Linked DNA regions of Homo sapiens: region 1 is linked to region 2. Evidence: chromatin loops called from intact Hi-C (ENCODE). Cell type or tissue: psoas muscle. All regions are shown on one strand. Each heading gives the region's core, and the rest is flanking DNA. Links, peaks and the distances in the headings are about the cores only.

Region 1 (8,325 bases), core at 132-8,131, 94 kb after region 2:
GCTCTGCAAGGGGGCCGCCTCAGGACACAGGCCTCGGGGGAAAAAGGGCAAAGTTTGGCAAATCAGGTTGATTTGACTTGAGTTGATCAAAGGAAACTTCTTAAAGGGGGAGGAAAGCAAGAATGGCCTTGGGAATGGGCCCAAGGACAGCAATGGCTCACTTTGAAGATGGGGAGGCCCTGAAGTGAAGGAAGGGGGTAGCTCGTGGCTGGGCTAGCTGGAGGGAGAGGGGTTTGAATTGGGGTTTGTCCAGGTGGGGAAGAGTTCAGGGAGGCCCAATGTGGGAGGTTTAGGGGCACAAAGGATTTTTGGACCTCAGGTCCAGGGGAAGAGGGAGAGACTGAGGGATTAAAAGCAGCCAGGAAAGCGATGGGCTTTCTCGAGTTCCTCAGTATGTCAGCTGCCACTCGGTCACCTGAGGCTGGGCTGGGCAGCTGCTTCCAGGTGAGAGCAGGAATCTCAGGTCAACTCCACCTCCCAGCCAGAACCTGCAGGGAGTCTGAGGGACTTCTTACCTTCTAAGCCCTCAGCCCGGCAGCTCCTGTCCCTCTGCTGCAGAGGGTGTGTGTGTGTGTGTGTGTGTGTGTGTGTGTGTGTGTGTGCGCCCTTAGGAATGAAGGATGTCAATCTTGGGGAGGGAAGGCAGGGTCCCTGCCTTCTGCCCAGTGGGAATAGAATGGTGCTGGTGGATATTTCTCCATTCTAAATGGGGGACAAGTGAGGAAGCTTCTAAAACTTTGCTCCATAAGCAGCCACCTGTGGAGGCAGAGACCCTGGGGAGGACGAGTCAGGAGCCCCTAAGGGGTGTGTGGGGTGTGTGAAAGCTGGCACCTCCCAGGATGCCCCACCTCTCCCCCTGGGGGCCTGTACAAGGCCCCAGCCAGGCCTCAGCAAGGTGTTTCCCACCTTCCTCCTCTCCCACATCCCTCTCAGGATGTCCTCCCAACCAGGGTCCCTGCTCCCACATTGGAGGTGTCCATGCGGGGAGGCAGTGATGAGGGAAATGAGAGCATATGTCTATACAAAGTTGTGCAAAGACTCATACGCAGATGTTGAGCAACTTTATTTGTAATAGCCCCAAACTGGAAAAACCCCAAATATTCATCAACAGGTGCGTGGATAAACAAATTCTGGTATATCTATCCCATGGAACATTAGTCAGCAATTAAAAGGAATGAACTACTGATTCATGCAACAGCTTGGAAGAATCTCAAAATAATTATGCTAAGTGAAAGAAGCCAGGAAAAAGAGTACATGTTGTATGATTCCATTTATATAAAGCTCTGGAAAATGCAAACTAATCTATAGTGACAGAAAGCAAAGCAGTGGCTGCCAGGGACAAGGAGTGGAAGTTGGAGGGGAGGGAGGGAGGGATTACCAAGGAGCAGGAGGAAACTTTTGGAGATGATGAATATGTTCATTATCTTGATTGTGGTGATGGTTTCACAGATGTATGTATATGTCAGACATGATCAAACTGGGCACCTAAAATAGGTGCTGCTTATTATATGCTCAGTTATACCTCAATACAGCTGTACTAAAAGATGGGGTTGGTGACCGTCATGATGATGGTGATAAAGCTGAAGGAAAAGTTGCTGGCAGGTCAACCACAGGCATGAGTGAGGCCATCATTCTCTAACAGTAATTTAGATATTTGCCTTTCTCTGTGCTGTAGTTTGAATGTGTCTCCAAATTTCATGTATTGGAAACTGAATGCCCAAATGTATACGTTGATGGTATTTGGAAGTGGGACCTTTGGGAGGGAATTAGGATTAGATAAGGTCATCAGGGTGGGGCCTCCACAATAGGACTGATAGCTTTATAAAAACAGGAAGAGGCCTCCTGCGGCAGCTCATGCCTGTAATCCCAGCACTTTGGGAGGCTGAGGCAGGCGGATCACCTGAGGTCAGGAGTTCGAGATCGCCTGACGTCAGCAGTTCGAGATCAGCCTGGCTAACATGGTAAAACCCCGTCTATACTAAAAATACAGAAAAATTAGCTGGGCACAGTGGTAGGCGCCTGTAATCCCAGCTACTGGGGAGGCTGAGGCACAAGAATTGCTTCAACCTGGGAAGTGGAGGCTGCAGTGAGCTGAGACTGCACCACTGCACTCCAGCCTGGGTGACAGAATGAGAGTAAAGAAAGAGAGAAAGAAAGACAGAGAGAGAGAGAAAGAAAGGAAGGAAGGAAGGAAGGAAGAAGACCTGAGCAAGTGCGCCTGCTCTGTCTCACCACGTGATGCCTCCCGCTGTGTCATGGCGCAGCAGGTGGGCCCTCACCAGAAGCAGGTGCCAATGCTCTTGGACTTCCTAGCCTCCAGGAAAATGTGCTGAATAAATATCTATTCTTTATAAATTGTGCAGTCTGTGGTGTTCAGTTATAGCACTAACACACGGACAAGACATCCTAGAAACTGGGGATGGATGAGACTGTGCCTTCTTCATCTCTTCCCCAGCACTCTGTGCGGGGTTCACAGGGTAGCAGGCAGGCCATAGAGTTCATGTGGTCATCTCAGCAATGTCAACGGAGAGGAACAAATGCTACAGCATGAGATCCCCAGGGGGCTGTGGGAGCACAGAGGAACATGGGTGCCTGACACAAATTTTGTGAGGCGGGCAGTCCATGAAGGCTTCCTAGAAGAGTCATATCTGAACTGAGCCTGGACAGGTATGTAGCAGGTATCTAGGCAACGCAGGCTGGGGTGGAGAAGTGTCCCAAAAGCAGGGATGAGTTTGTTGTGTCTAGAAATCATAGGGATCCCCTACCATGAAGTGGGTACAGAGGTTGACATTGGAAGGTGACAGTGATGTCCCAGAGGTTTCCTTCTGATGTGAGAGAGGTCTCTGTCATCTCAATTATCTTGCTGTTCCACTATCCACGTGCCTGCCCTGTTACTAGCCCATCAAAAGTAGGGACAAGGATGCAGAAGATTGTAGAGGTACCCACAGACCCCACCTGCTGTTCCCCTCAATGGAAGAGAGACTGTGTGACTCTGGGAGGCGCCTGATGGATGGGCTTCCTCTCAGGCAGTGTTATGAGATCCCCCTTGAATTTCCACCCTGTGTCCTGTGATGCTCAGGTCTGGAGCCAAGGCGGTGGTGTAAACAAGGCCTGGCCAGTGAGGGTGGGTGTGTTGTTTGCTGATAGATGTCAGCTGGAACAACCTGAACTGGCCCCACTGGTCCCTAGGGGCAACAGGAACAAAGTGGGGAGGATGCGGGTCATGCCGGGCTCTTCCAGGCAGACCAGCTGTGCTCCCCACACACAGGGTGGCCTTGGGCAGCACAGCCAAACCTGCCTTGCAGGCTTGGGGTGAGCCAGAGAGGCAACCTCTTGCCCTGGCTTGAGCCCACCCTGTGTGTGGCCATAGCTTCCATGACCTGCCTGGAGCCCCAGCTCAGCTAAAGCTTTTGTAGGGTGCAGCCACCCACCATAGCAGAGCCTGCCACACACCCTGAGGATTCAGTGTCCTCAGCACTCAGTGACTAGGGGCTACAGGGACCACTCATTCATGGGCGAGGAGATCCCACTTGTGTGGATTTGTCTTGACATGTCATAGTACCTCCCCTTCCCTCTGGCTCCATCATGGTTTCCGAATCATCCTTTCTTCTATACAACAATCCCTCCTCACCGCTGACACTATCCATCTAAAGCCATCATCCGCCCACACCACTCCCTGCCCCTGGAGGGACACTGCTGTTTATTGCGCACCAGCTCACACGGCCACCAGCCCCACCCTGTGAGATCGGGACCCTGACCCAGCTGGAGCATCTGTTCACATCCTCTGTTGATTATTTAAGCGGCGTCTGTCTGCATAGAAGGGTTACAGTATTCTGAAGGGCTGCCGTCCAGCCTTTTCTCCAGGGCTAGCTGCTTTGTTTAACCAGCCTTTGGGCTCCTGGGCAGGTGGTCCCAGGGACTCTGCAGCTGCAGAGATGGCTCTGGGCTCCCACTACCCTTCTCCAGCTTGGCCTCATGCCAGGCAAGAGGCAGGAGCAGGTACCCTTCCTCCCTGCCGGGACCTACCCCACTGTGCCCTCCATCCCTTGTGTCCCTGGAGGCACAGCATGCCGGGAAGGCTGCTCCCTGCTGGCCCTGCTCACTGCCCCTGCTCACTGCCCCATGCTGGGGAGGGGGACGCGGCATCCTTTTCACATGGCAGCTCCACTGATGCCCACAGCAGCACATTCCAGGCCCCAGATCCTTCCAACCAGGACTGTTCCATTCACGAGTCACAGCTCCACAGCAGCCACGTCTCTGCCATGTTCTTGAAAAACAGAGAAGGAAAAAGAAATGTCACAATGACCACTGCACTCGCCATTCCAGGGCTTCTGAGGCCTTTGGTGAAAGCCAACTTGAATCCAAAGCTGGCAGGGGTGGCAGTGGGTGGGGCCAGAAAGGCGGCTGCTGATTGATTGTTGGCAGAAATCACGAGGTTTTACCGGAAGTCAGCCCCTCCCCTTCCTCCAGCTTCTTCCCTTCTGCCTTCTGGAGAGGTCAGGGATGCCTGGCGGACGGCCGTGGCTGCCCCTTCAAAGGTGCTTCCAGGATGCAGACCTGGAAAGGAGCTTAGGAATATGATGACTGTCTATCTGTAGCCCCAAGCCACGTCTGTGTGTGACAAGACCAAGGGTGGTTCAGGAGGCAAAGCATTTGAGAAGCAGATGGCTCTGGAAAATCTGGCCTGCAGGGCTGAGACACTTCCAGGCCATCAAGTCCAAACTCTTCTCTTATAGATGGTGAAAACTGAGTTCTGCCAGCACTGACCTGGGATTTCTGAACTCAGGGTGCTAGGAGCCCTATGGGTTATCCAGGCCTGCCCTTTAGTTTCCTTCCTCATGCTCCCTCTACATACATGTGTGCATACACACGTGCACACACGTGTACCCACACACACAGCTAATTCACTGACACCTCCCTGACTTTAAGATTGTGAGAGTGACATGAGACACATACATGGTGCATGCCTTACACTTACAGGGAGGCCATCACACCTGAATAGGTGCAGCGAACTCTGAGAGGTCTCAGCAGGGTGGAGACAGAACCTGACTGCACCAGGCCCCTCCTGACCTGGGGTTTTCTCGCTGAAGCAGAGAAGGTAGACTGCAGCCCTTTGGCTAGATATTGGGGAGACCAGGAATATGGATAAAATGAGAGAAGGTTTTGGGAACATCAGAGTGGCCCCAAAGAAGGGAATCCCTGAACCCAAACCAGCTGCCCAGCTACTGCTGGTAGCCCAGGTTCTGAGGCTGAGGAATGGGGAAGCCCCATCCCCACTCTTCAGCACCCAGTTGATTGGAAGAGGGAGGAAGCTGGCAGCTGGGGAAAGGTCTTGGGCCAAACATTTTTCCACTGGTGAATCAGAGGACAGCAGTAACAGGAGCCAGGCTGGCCTGACCCCAGCCACCTCTGTGAGTCATAGCTGAGGTCCCTGTGCTAATCTTAACCCCTCAGAGAGGACTTGTTGGGACTTGCCACCAAATCTTGACCACCAAAATAGTCTTGGAGCTGACGTGGCCCTGGAAAGCCCTGGCCCATCACAGAAGGGGTCAGAGAATGGAGCCAGGGTAGAGAGGGCTGGTCTGGGAGTTAGGCTGTGCCCCAGCTCTCCCGTGACCTTGAGCAACTCACAGTGAAGTGTTAGCAAGATGGGCTCCCAGGTCCCTTCCAGACATTCTCCCAGACCAGAGCCAAACTGGGTCTGAGAAGGAAGGAACCAGGACCTGAGGCAGCAGAAGGTTTTCAGGCCAGGTCTGGCCCTGCCCTCATCACAGTTGCTCACCAAGGTCCTCGCCTTTTACAGTGCACAGCTAGTGACAGCAACCTTGGTTCTGGGGCCAGCTGCATCCAAAATTTGTTCTGGGATTTTTGACAAGTTGCTTCACAAATCTCCTTTCTACAGGGAAGGCAGTACAGCTAGTGGTTTAAGGCACTGGACTTTGAAGTCAGACTAACCCAGGTGAGAATCACTTAGTCGCTGGGTGTCCTGGGGCAAGTCATTTAAATGTTCAGCAAATTTCAGCTGCTATCATTACCAGCTAGTATGTCTGGTCCTCAATTATGTCCTTCTATAAAAAAAAGAGGATAGCAAGAATGATTTCTAAGTCCCTTTCTCTAGCTGTCCTTTTCTCTAATCAGGTCCTTGACCCTGCACAATCAATTCAGGGACTGGGACCTTGTGGCAAATGAGAGAACAATGAGTTGAGGAAACATCTCTGGGACTACAGAAAAGGGATTTAAGATGCAACACAGGGACTGTGGTGAAACAGAGGTGAGCTCTGGAAAGGCTTGGTGCAGGAGCAGGAGCCAGGCCAAGTTCTGAAGCTCAGTGCAGGGGGCTGAGGCTCGGGTCTGGGAGACTGGAACCTGAGCCCTGATGGCTGGGAGGAAGCCTTCTCCCCAGCTCAGGCTGAGCCTCAGGTTTCCACTGCATTCTGAGCAGAAGAATCTTTCTTTTCACATCATTTCCCCAGATAATCTTTTCATCATGGTCTGAATGACCATTGTGTCAAATTATCTTAAAAGATTATTGAAAATGTTGCACCCCCTCCTTTTCTTCTAGTGTGCTGGTGTGCATGCATGTGTGTGTGTGTCTGTGTGTGTGAGAGAGAGAGAGAGACAGAGAGAGAGAATGGGGGGAAATTGAGCAAGAGAAAGAACAAGAGAGATGCAACTGTGAGTATCCATTGGTGTCCTGTTAGGGCCATATGAACAGACAGATAGGTACATCCTTACTGTCTCCCAGGGATGCTGAAGCCATGGCCGGATGCTAAGGTGAGAAGGTGGGGGCCTAGAAAGGTTGGACCTACAGCACCAAACTCTTGCACAGGCCAGAAAGAGGCCCTGCTTTCTTCATGCCCAACACTAGGACCTGTCTCCCAGAAGGTCCTAGAGCCCCAGAGACAACAGAAGCCTTCTTCTCCCGGTGGGAATGAGTGTGGGGACCTCACCCTCCAGGGAGCTTGGATGGGGCCAGGGTGAGGGCAGAAAGGATGGAGGTGACCCCTCTTGGGAAGGTAAGACCATATGTGAGCCTAAAAGGAAGATGGGTCCTGGGAGGGGTGTGGTGCTGAGTCTGGAGCACCTCACGCGGGTGGGCCTGTTAGACTTCCTCCTCCCAGTCAGGAGAGTCCAGGAGCACTCAGACGTCCTGGGTGCCTGGCAGGGGAGACAAGTCCAATGGATCTGGGATGCAGGGTGCTGGTGGCACAGTGAAGACACAATGGACATTGTTTATAGTGTTGCCAAAGGCTGGAGACTGCAGAGGCCGCTAAGGAGTGGAGAGTGGAGGAGAAAACTACAATTAAATGGCAACCCCAGCGCCGTCTCAATTCCTGCCCTGATAGGGAGGAGAGGGCAGAGCTAATATGGAAAGGGTAGGAAGGGACAGGGCAATCCCTTGACAGAGAGAGCTTTGACTCAGGGGTCAAGGGAACAGCTGTGGAAGCCTCGGGCACATCTGGCTGGGGCTGGGCTGGAAGAGGGTGAGCCTGTGGCTGGCAGGGAGCCAGGGATGTGGTAGAGACAGATAGGGCCTGTGTTTACTGTCCAGCTGAGGTGTTGCAACAGGAAGCTGGCTGGGGGTGGCAGGGAGGAGGCTGCTCAGGCGGAAACTATTTATCTGAAACAGAAGGAACAGCTGGGGAGGGAGGCCAGGCGCAGCAGCCAGCTTTCCAAGGCCACGCAGGATGCCCGTGCCATGGCAGCGAGCCACCCTATCTCCTGCCCAGCCTGCCTGCCTCGCTGCACATCCAGCCCTGCTGTCCTTGTCCAGAGCAGAGCCAGCTGACCAGTCGTCCCCATTCCTAGTCCCCAGCTGGGGCTGTGCTTCCCAGTGGGATGCCCCACCAGACTGCAGGTTTGGCCTGTGGCTGACTACGCTGTGAGGATCCACCATGTGCCAGGCATTGTGAGATAGGTGTGCGTGTTCTCCAGTTTCCAAAGGTGAAAACAGAGGGCATAAGGGATTTGTCCAGGACCACACAAGAAGTTAGCATTGTGGAAGAAACTGCAACCCAAGTCTGTCATATTTACAGAATCGCTCAGGTGTTCCTGCACACGTGGAGGTGGGCTGTGGGCCTGCCCTTGGCCCTGTGGGACTCACCTTCATCCAGCTCACAGCCCACCACCTGAGAAATCAGCAGACCCCACAAACACCCCCTCCCACCAGGAAATGATCCCTCTCCTAAGTCTCTGCACCCACAGCTGGGCACATGGGAACAACAGCAGCCTCTGAGCAAAGATTTCCTATCACAACCAGGTAAGAGGACCCAGTCTGGCAGAAATCTCCTGGAACTCTCCCTCACCTCTACGGAGGGATCTCCA
Region 2 (8,325 bases), core at 226-8,225:
AAATCACTACCCACTCAGGTATTGCCTCTCTGTTTGGAAGTGTTCCGTATCTCTGGGACCTAGACTGTACCATGGGCATATTCTGGGCTGTATTTATTGGTTCACATCCATTCTTCACCCAAACACAGACCTGTCTTGCCTCTAGTTCCTGTGGGTTGGGGCACACAGTAGGTGGCGTGCATGCAATAAATAATTGTTCTTCTGAACAGCTGCACTGGTGGAGAGAGGGGGAGGGAAGACAGAAGACCTTGGAGGAAGAACTTTAGAGTTCAGAAAAGAATGTGTGAAGGCCTGAGGTAGGCAGTGGAAGAGAGGAGATTTGGGACAAGAAAAGAAATTGCTTTTAAAAATGAGAGGAGGAGACTTAGGAGGATCACTTGAGCCCAGATGTTCGATGTTCAAGGCTGCAGTGAACTATAATTGTGCCACTGCACTCCAGCTTGGGTGGCAGAGAAAGACCCCATCTTTAAAACAAAGAAATAAGTAAAACAAAAATGGAAAACTTTAAATGAGGAGAAAAAGTTCTGTAAGCTGAAACTGAGAGTGGTTCATGTTTCAGGTGGGAGGTGTGGTGGGTGGCATGGAAGTCGAAGGACAGAATAACAGGGAATAACTTCGAGTTGGAGTGGGTGGGGACAGGCAGATCTCCCATCCAATCAAGGAGTCTGTGCTACCCTGGCAGAACAGACAAACCAACAGGTGCTCCCTTAGCCCTGCCCTCAGCCGGTGCTGACCTGGGTCATCCAAAATGCTGGTGGTGAAGGGTGAGCACTCCTGGTTGGCGTTGGAAGGCATTGTTATACCTTAAATGACAGAGGGCTGCTTGATGTCCCAGATATGACTCCAAACTGATAATGGACATTGGGCTAGGTGTGGGGAGTTAGGGTGCCCTTCCACCTCAGAAATAACCCCACCGAGCTCTTCTTTAGGGCTAATGTCATTTTGAGGATGCTTGGAAATAGCCCAAGAGGCACCATCTTTTCTCTTTGGGGTATAAATGACCTGGCCTTCCATACTGATTGCCACCAAGGATGGGTAGACAGCAGCCAAGGTGGGGCTCTGGGGGGCCAGGGCAGGGGCTGGTATAGCAACCTGGAACAGAAAGCTGAGGCTTCCATCCCAGCAGAGAGCAGAAATGGAAGTAGGGAACCAGGGGCAGGGGCAGAGGACAGTGGGGTGGGGAGGGCTGCCTCCAGAGGTTCTTGGGGATACTTCAGCTCTGCCACACCAGCCTGCTAGACCAAGACCTGAAGCCTCTGGTTGCCAGCAGGGGAAGAGGCTCCCTGTGTCCCTCTAGGCCAATCTTCTGGCTCGGAGCCTGGGTGAGCTGAATCCGAGGCTCACAGGCTAATAATGCTGTCCATGACCAGTTCAGGGGCAGACGTTGGGATGGTGGGGTGCAGTCTGCGTGGGAAGGGAGTCAAACCCTAGCCTGGCCTCACCCAGCAGCAGCTCCCTGAAACTTTCAGCCTGGAAGCTGGTTTGCACCCATCCAGGGGGCAAATTCAGTTAGGTTGGTCTTTTGCCCACCTGGGACTGTACCTTAGAATGAGTCCTGGGGCCTATAATGAGCATCTCAGGTGCATGGGTTGGATCTTTGGGCACCTACATGGCTGCCAGGCTGCTAATTCCCATGACAGGGCCTCCAAACCTCTGTTCTCAGCCAGCCTCCATCCACTGTCTGCCCAATTATTTGCCATGCGACTCTTCTCTTGTGCCTGGGCCACTCCTACCTCTGCTTCTTCCTTAGCCCCCACCCCAGCCCTTGCCACCAGCAGGGGCCAGAGCTGGAGGCCTGGCCACAAGTGGGCCCTCTCTGAGCACTGTCCAGACTTTTCAGTGGCTTCCCCTTTCTCACAGATTAGCCCTCATGATGTTGGCATGGGACTCCCAAGAGCTTTTGACTTGGATTGAAGAGGAATGCAGCTAATTGAGGCAGCCTAGGGATGCTCCCATCTCTCCAGCACTGCCTTGCCTCTGCATTTCCCCCTCTTTCTTTCTGCCCACCCATCTCCAGATACAAATCTTTAGACATCTTATTTCACTTCTCTTGGTTATGTATGTAGGAGTGGGATGGCTGAGTCATGCAGTAGGTATATGTTTAACTTTTGAACAAACTCACAAATAGTTTTCCAAAGTAGCTGTCCCATTTTACATCCCTTCCAGCAATCTATGAGAGTACTAGTTGTTCCACCTATTTGCAATACTTGGTATTGTAAATCTTTTTAGATGAGGGCTGAGGTCATGTGGGTTATAACAGCAACATTAAAGGGACAGAGTTGGAGGTGACAATACAGTTAGAACAGGTAAATAAAGAAGAATGAGATTGAGATGGGGAATGGACAGTGTTGTTGGGATCTCACCTCCATCAATTATCAGCCATGTGACCTTGCACAAGTAACTGAACCTTGCCATGCCTTCATTTTCTCACCTGCAAACAGGGATGTAACATTTACCGCTGCTGAGATTAAATGAGGCAATGGACATAAACATATCTACAGAGTGCCTGGCATCAGGGCTTCCGTTAGTCTTTGCATGAATTAGGTGAAGGTGTCCCTTTTTTGGGGTTGATACAGCCCTGGACTAGGGTGCTGGGATTGGCCCAAACTGCATAGTTATTCACAGTGATTCTGTTTGGCCCACAAGTTGTCAACCGAAGCACCCTGAACAGACCGAGTTGAAAGGAAGAGGTGAGCGTATTCATCAGTGTGCCTGCTCTGCCCTCCCCACAGCCCTCCCCTTCTCTCTGGTGACTTCCCCTGTCCTCCACCTTCCCCTGTCCTGCTGCCTTGGGTCTGTGGAAATGTGGGTGCCAATCTCTAGGTCAAATCTACAGGCAGAAACTTCTTTGAAGTTTGGTATCTCTACTGAATCATAAGAAATCCTGCTTAAATAGTCTGGTTCTCAAAATAATTTAAGTGTCGCAGAGGCTGGGTGTGGTGGCTCATGCCTGTAATCCCAATACTTTGGGAGGCTGGGGCGGGAGGATTGCTTGAGGCCAGGAGTTGGAGACCAGCCTGGGAAAAAGGGAGATCCTATCTCTACAAAAAATTTAAAATTAGCCTGGTATGGTGGCACACACTTGTGATTTCAGCTACACGGGAGGCTGAGGCAGGAGGATTGCTTAAGTCCAGAAGTTTGAGGGTGCAGTGAGCTGTGACTGCACCACTGCACTCCAGCCTGAATGAGACACAGCAAGAGACCTGACCCTGTCTCAAAAAAAAAAAAAAAAAGAGTGTCACAGAGATGAGCTCAAGGCAGCAGCATTTATGGTGACTGGATTTGATCTTTATTTGAGGGGAGCCAGAGGGAGGCACAGAACTTTTGGGGGGCCCAGGAGATATTGCAGAGTTCACGGTTTACAGCAGGGAGGTGCTGAGGGCCTGGAGACAGGTTCTCAGTACCCTAAGGTGAAGCCTTTGATCAGGAAAACATCTCTTCCCAAGGCCAAAGTCCTTGGGCTGTCTATGGCACACACATGCGGAAGGCCAGGGCACATTTGCCTCAGCTCAAAACATACAACTCACTACATGAACAGCTCAACTGAACTAGGCCCTTTGATTTATGTGTTTACATTCCCAAAGGGAAACTTTCTTTACCTGAGGGACTCTTGGCTGGGTTCCTTTCATGATGAGAACAGGACATGAAACTTTGTTTATGGAGAGGTAGTACTCCAAGCCGGGGTGGAAGCCGGCCCTTAAAGTTTGGGGCTGGGCAGCCCTGATAACCACCAGGTGGGGAATTTTGTCTCTGAGCTTTCTGTCCCTGATGTCTCAGCCTGGGCACCCAGCAGGACTCCCTGGTGTCAGCAACATGAGTGACAGATGAATCATTCATTCCTGAGGCGCTCAGATGAGTCACTGGAGAAGCAGTGTCACCTTTCCAAAATTTAACTTTCCAGCAACTTCAGGAATTCAGCAGTCGTGTAGAGAGAGGGATGCCTGCAGTTCGATTTTTGTCCCTTCCCACCACCCTTTTCACCTGCTTGATGGTGCAGGGTGGGGAGGACGGGCAGGACACTGCAAACAGCTTTTAGCTGGGTGAAGATGAAGGAGAACTTTCTTGCTTATGGCCACCCAAAATAGATCCAAATGCAGTTCTTTCTCTCCCCAGCAGAAGGGAGTGAGGCTAGACTTTGGGGAGTACTGATCTGTAGAGGAAGAGCAGTGGAGCGGCTCCCCTCAGTCTTCCAGGCTGAACCTTGTCAGGGTTGAGAAGGTAGGTCAGATGCCGCTGGGGCCCCACTGGAGAAGGTGACAGCTGGTGGCAGAGGGCCGGGCTACCCAGGGCTGTGTCAGTGCTGGAAGGCCGCCTGGAAGAGGCAGCTGTGGCTTAGGGCTGGGCAGCGGTCCTGCTGGCACCCCACCCACCCCCGCCTTTCTTCTGCCCCTCCTGGGGTAGTGCCCCGGCTGCTCCGCCGGAGTAGTGATGGCTCTGAAGGTGAAAGTCACCTTCTGCCGCTCTCCCGACGGCCTGCTGCTGGGGTGGGGAAGCGGGGGACATAAATCCTTCCTCATCCCTGTCCCGTGGCGCTTGCCTGCGCGGCCGCGGGGAGGAGGCTTCTTGGCTGTAAATCAGGGCCGCCCCCAGCGCCTGCCGGCCCTTCATCACAGTGCTTTACGGTGCTGACACCGGCCAGGATTTAGTGGGTCCAGCCAGGCTGAGGCCGCCTCCTCCCCTTGAAATTAAGGCCACCCATAAATCCTGGAGATGCCCATTTGCATATCCATCTGCATACATTTGCCCCTTAAATTGCCTGCCTTGAAACACCGCATGGAAGTTGGAGCCACTGGGACTGAGAGTCTCCATTGTCTCAGCTCCTGTTGTAGAGGGGAAACTGAGGCTCAGGAGGGACAGGGACCTGTCCGTGGCACAGTGGAAGGCAGAGGCAGAGTAGGGTTGGACCCAGGAAGGATTTCAATAGATATAGCTGGGTTGATTTAGATAGAAGTAGAACAGAGAGTCAGAAGTTGAATGCCTGTGGTGAGCAGATTCCGGATTCTCTCCCTGGAAGGCCAGGGCAAGGAGAGAGGACAGTGGGAGCACCCTGGAGGAGGGCGGCAGTGGGGACGGCCACCGGGAGGCCTGAGGACACCTATCAGGAAGTTTCCACAGAGGGGGAGCATTGGAGGGGAGCCTGCAAAGGCAGTCCTTGAGGACAGGACTGGCTGACGTGGTCTCACCCAGGCCTCTGTAGGGAAAAGCGGGAAAGGAAAGGAAGATGCCAGAAGCAGGAACACACAAGCCAGGGTCCCCTTGGCTCCTTCTGCTTCCTGCTGGTGTCAGTCATGACCAGGACCCTACCTGGACACGAGTGATCTGTCAGAAAGGCCCAGACCTGGTGGGAGCTTGGCATGGCCAAAGCATTCTCCTCTGTTGAGCCCCCCACCTTACCATTCCGCCTCTGCTGTGCCAGACAGCCACAGTGCACCTGAGAGCAGTCCATTGCTTCAGGGAGAGCCTCCCTGGGGCCTTTTTTTGACAGACCCTCTCCAAGGGTGAGCACCCACAGAGGCCCTCCCTCATGTCCCCCTTCCACCCGGGCAGGACCTTAGAGCCAAAGCTCAGGTCTTTCTGGGCCCTAAGCGGGAGGGAGAGCCATGGCACACCCGGGAAGCTTTTGCCTCCCTCGACCCCAGGGGCCATTCCGTCTTCCAAGCAGAAGTCCTATGGGTGAGACCCCGTGCTCCCAACTGGGTCCAGGGCTGGCCGGTGACCAGGACAAGGAGCTGCTCTGCTCCAGGAGGTCACCCCTGGGTCTGCACGAATGCTCCCTCCTTCACCCGTGGGGTGCGTGCATCATGGGTTTCTGATGGACTCAAACATGCCCTCTCATCTGTGTTGCAATAGTCTGGGGAGAGAGGCTTTGGGGGAACCTGATGCTCTTTCTGAGACCCAGAGTTCTGGCAGGGTTTGGGGATGGGCTCTTCCCTGAACCAGGCCAACCCATTGTGGCAGCCAGGCCTGGGGACCCCCTTCTTCCGTCTCCCAGATGGGACCCAGAGGATCAGCAGTATACGGGTAGAGCTCCAGTCTGGCCCCAGGGGCAGAGGACCCCTCTCAAAGTCTCCTTTTCCTGCCCCCGCCCCCCTCCCCATTCCACCCCATCCCATCCCACAGCCTGAGGCTGGTGGGCAAATCCCAGCCAGGGCTGACAGGGGTAAGGGATCCTGGCAGGCTGAGCCCTGACAACAATGTCTCTGCTCTGGGCCTCCTCTGACCTCTCCAGGGCTCTGTCCTTGCAGCCTGGGTGAGACTAGGTGTCCCCAGGATAGGGCTGCATGTTCTGACCACTCCAGCTCAGGGAGTGGCTGCTGGTGGGGACAGGCCAGGAGAGAGGATGGGAGCCAGGATGGTAAGAAGGTTAAAAGGCAGCTAGGCGGCTGTCTCAGAGCATGGGCATCATGGAATGATGGGACAAGAGTGGGAGCCCACCCCACAGCAAGCCCTGGCTGGGTGCACAGGGAGATGTCTGCAGGAGGGGCTGGACCTGCCCCCAGCTGATCCCAGCCCTCCTCTCCTTTCCCCTGGGAAGCCTCAGTTGCTGCTTTCCCCTTGTTCCCTCCATCCCTAGCTCCCACCCCTCCCCTCCACAGAGGCCCCACAGTGGATATGTTTTCTCTTCTCTGGGAAAATGGTCTCTCCTGGTATTGGGAGAGGAAGGCCCTTCCCTCTATCTCCCTGCCTTCAGGGCAAAGCAGCCAGATGAAGCGGATAGAGGGGATGCCAAGACACTGAGAGCATCTCAGGGAGGAAAGAGGGTAGCAACAGTGACACCACATTCTCCGTCTGTGCACTCCCTGAATAACTACTATGATGACTACTAAAGGATGGGATATGGCCCCCTGTTAGCTTGGGGATAGTGGGGATCACAGAGGCAGGGGAATGGCCCAGAAGACCTCCCCAAGCCTCCCTGACTAGCGTTTGCTGGGATTCTTAGAAAGCATGCACAGACTTTGTGGCGGCGCAGCAGCGGGCCTGGGCAGAAGGGCCCCCCATCTGGAAGCCTTTAAAGTCTCCCTCCCCCTCTTCTCCAAATAGCTTGTTCCCAGAAAACAGGAGGAGAAGTTACCCAACAACATGCTGGAGCTTCCTGTGGGGCTGGCGGCCCCCTCCCTGGCCTCTGTTGTAGCACACCAGGCCCGCACCAGCAACTCAAGCACTAGCTCAGGAAGGCTCTGCCAGTTATATATTGCAGAGCTGACGTCCCTCCCCTCCTCCAGGATCTGGGATTACAGCTCACCTCCCCCAGGAAGCCCCCAGAATTGCCTCTCTGCTCTCTGGTACCTGCTGCCAGATCTTTTGAAAAGACACACCTTGCTTTTGTGGACTCCTTCCATCCTGTTCCACAAACGGTAGTCAGTCTGTTTGTCGTAATGAGCCCCCCTTCCTATTTTACGTCATGGGAAACTGAGGCCCGGGGCAGCCAAATGACTTGCCCAAAAATAAACAGAGCCAGACATAGACTCTGGCTCTCCTCCCCAGTCCAGGGGTCAGTCACACCATGTCCATTTGGCTGTGCCTATCTCCCCAGGTTGGCAGGCCTAAAGAGAGCACCCCAGTTCTGATTGCTGACATGACATTGGGTTTGGCAGAGCTGAGGTGCTGTTCAGGCATAGAAGCTGGCAGGGACTGAGGGGCAGAGACCTTGGTGAGATGGGTAGGATCCTGGCCAAGCAGGACTGAGGACCACCAATGCTGCGCCCTCCTCGGAAGACCTCGCTGCCTGGCCTGCATGCTGATTGTCTGGGCTCCTGCCCTGCCCTGCCCCCCTGGCATCCGAAGGCACTTGATTTGGACAGCTTGGCAAGAAAAATTTCCAAATTTCCAACCCCATGGGTAATAGCAAAAGAGGTTTTAAAACTTTTAGGTAACCAGAGAGTTTAGTTTTTGTTGTTGTTGTTGTTTGGGTTTTTTTTTTAGACGGAATTTTGCTCTTGTTGCCCAGGCTGGAGTGCAATGGTGCAATCTTGGTTCACCGCAACCTCCACCTCTCAGGTTCAAGTGATTCTCCTGCCTCAGCCTCCCAAGTAGCTGAGATTACAGGCATGTGCCACCATGCCCAGCCAATTTTGTATTTTTAGTAGAGACAGGGTTTCGCCACGTTGGTCAGTCTGGTCTCGAACTCCTGACCTCAGGTGATCCTCCCGCCTCGGCCTCCCAAAGTGCTGGGATTACAGGCATGAGCGCTGCACCCAGCCAAGAGTTCAGTTTTAGATGGCAGCCTGGCCCCTGCAAGAGCTGACGGTCAATGCAGTCACTGCGCTGTAGGTCTCAGTTTCCTTAGCTTTAAAATGGCGGTAAGAGAACAGAGGCTTCATGGGG

Evidence for each region. A loop is a pair of places that touch in the nucleus more often than their neighbours do. Peaks named below come from ENCODE experiments on the same cell type or tissue, not always from the same donor. Only the 100,000 strongest peaks of a DNase experiment are listed, where the experiment ranks them.
Region 1: it touches region 2 in a loop (2.1-fold over the local background); 2 of 110 quality-filtered maps call a loop at or near these places.

What each region holds. Positions count from the first base shown.
Region 1 is chr2:71,875,605-71,883,929 of GRCh38, forward strand. No RefSeq gene overlaps it. Among named protein-coding and RNA genes, the nearest start is that of CYP26B1, 270 kb to the right of the region's middle. RefSeq lists an enhancer at 4,854-6,053. In psoas muscle, for the core only: no CTCF peak of the experiment used is centred there; DNase peaks (open chromatin) are centred at 4,407, 5,397 and 7,607; H3K27ac peaks cover 3,814 bases.
Region 2 is chr2:71,781,315-71,789,639 of GRCh38, forward strand. No RefSeq gene overlaps it. Among named protein-coding and RNA genes, the nearest start is that of DYSF, 320 kb to the left of the region's middle. In psoas muscle, for the core only: a CTCF peak has its summit at 3,805; DNase peaks (open chromatin) are centred at 3,802 and 4,307; H3K27ac peaks cover 1,595 bases.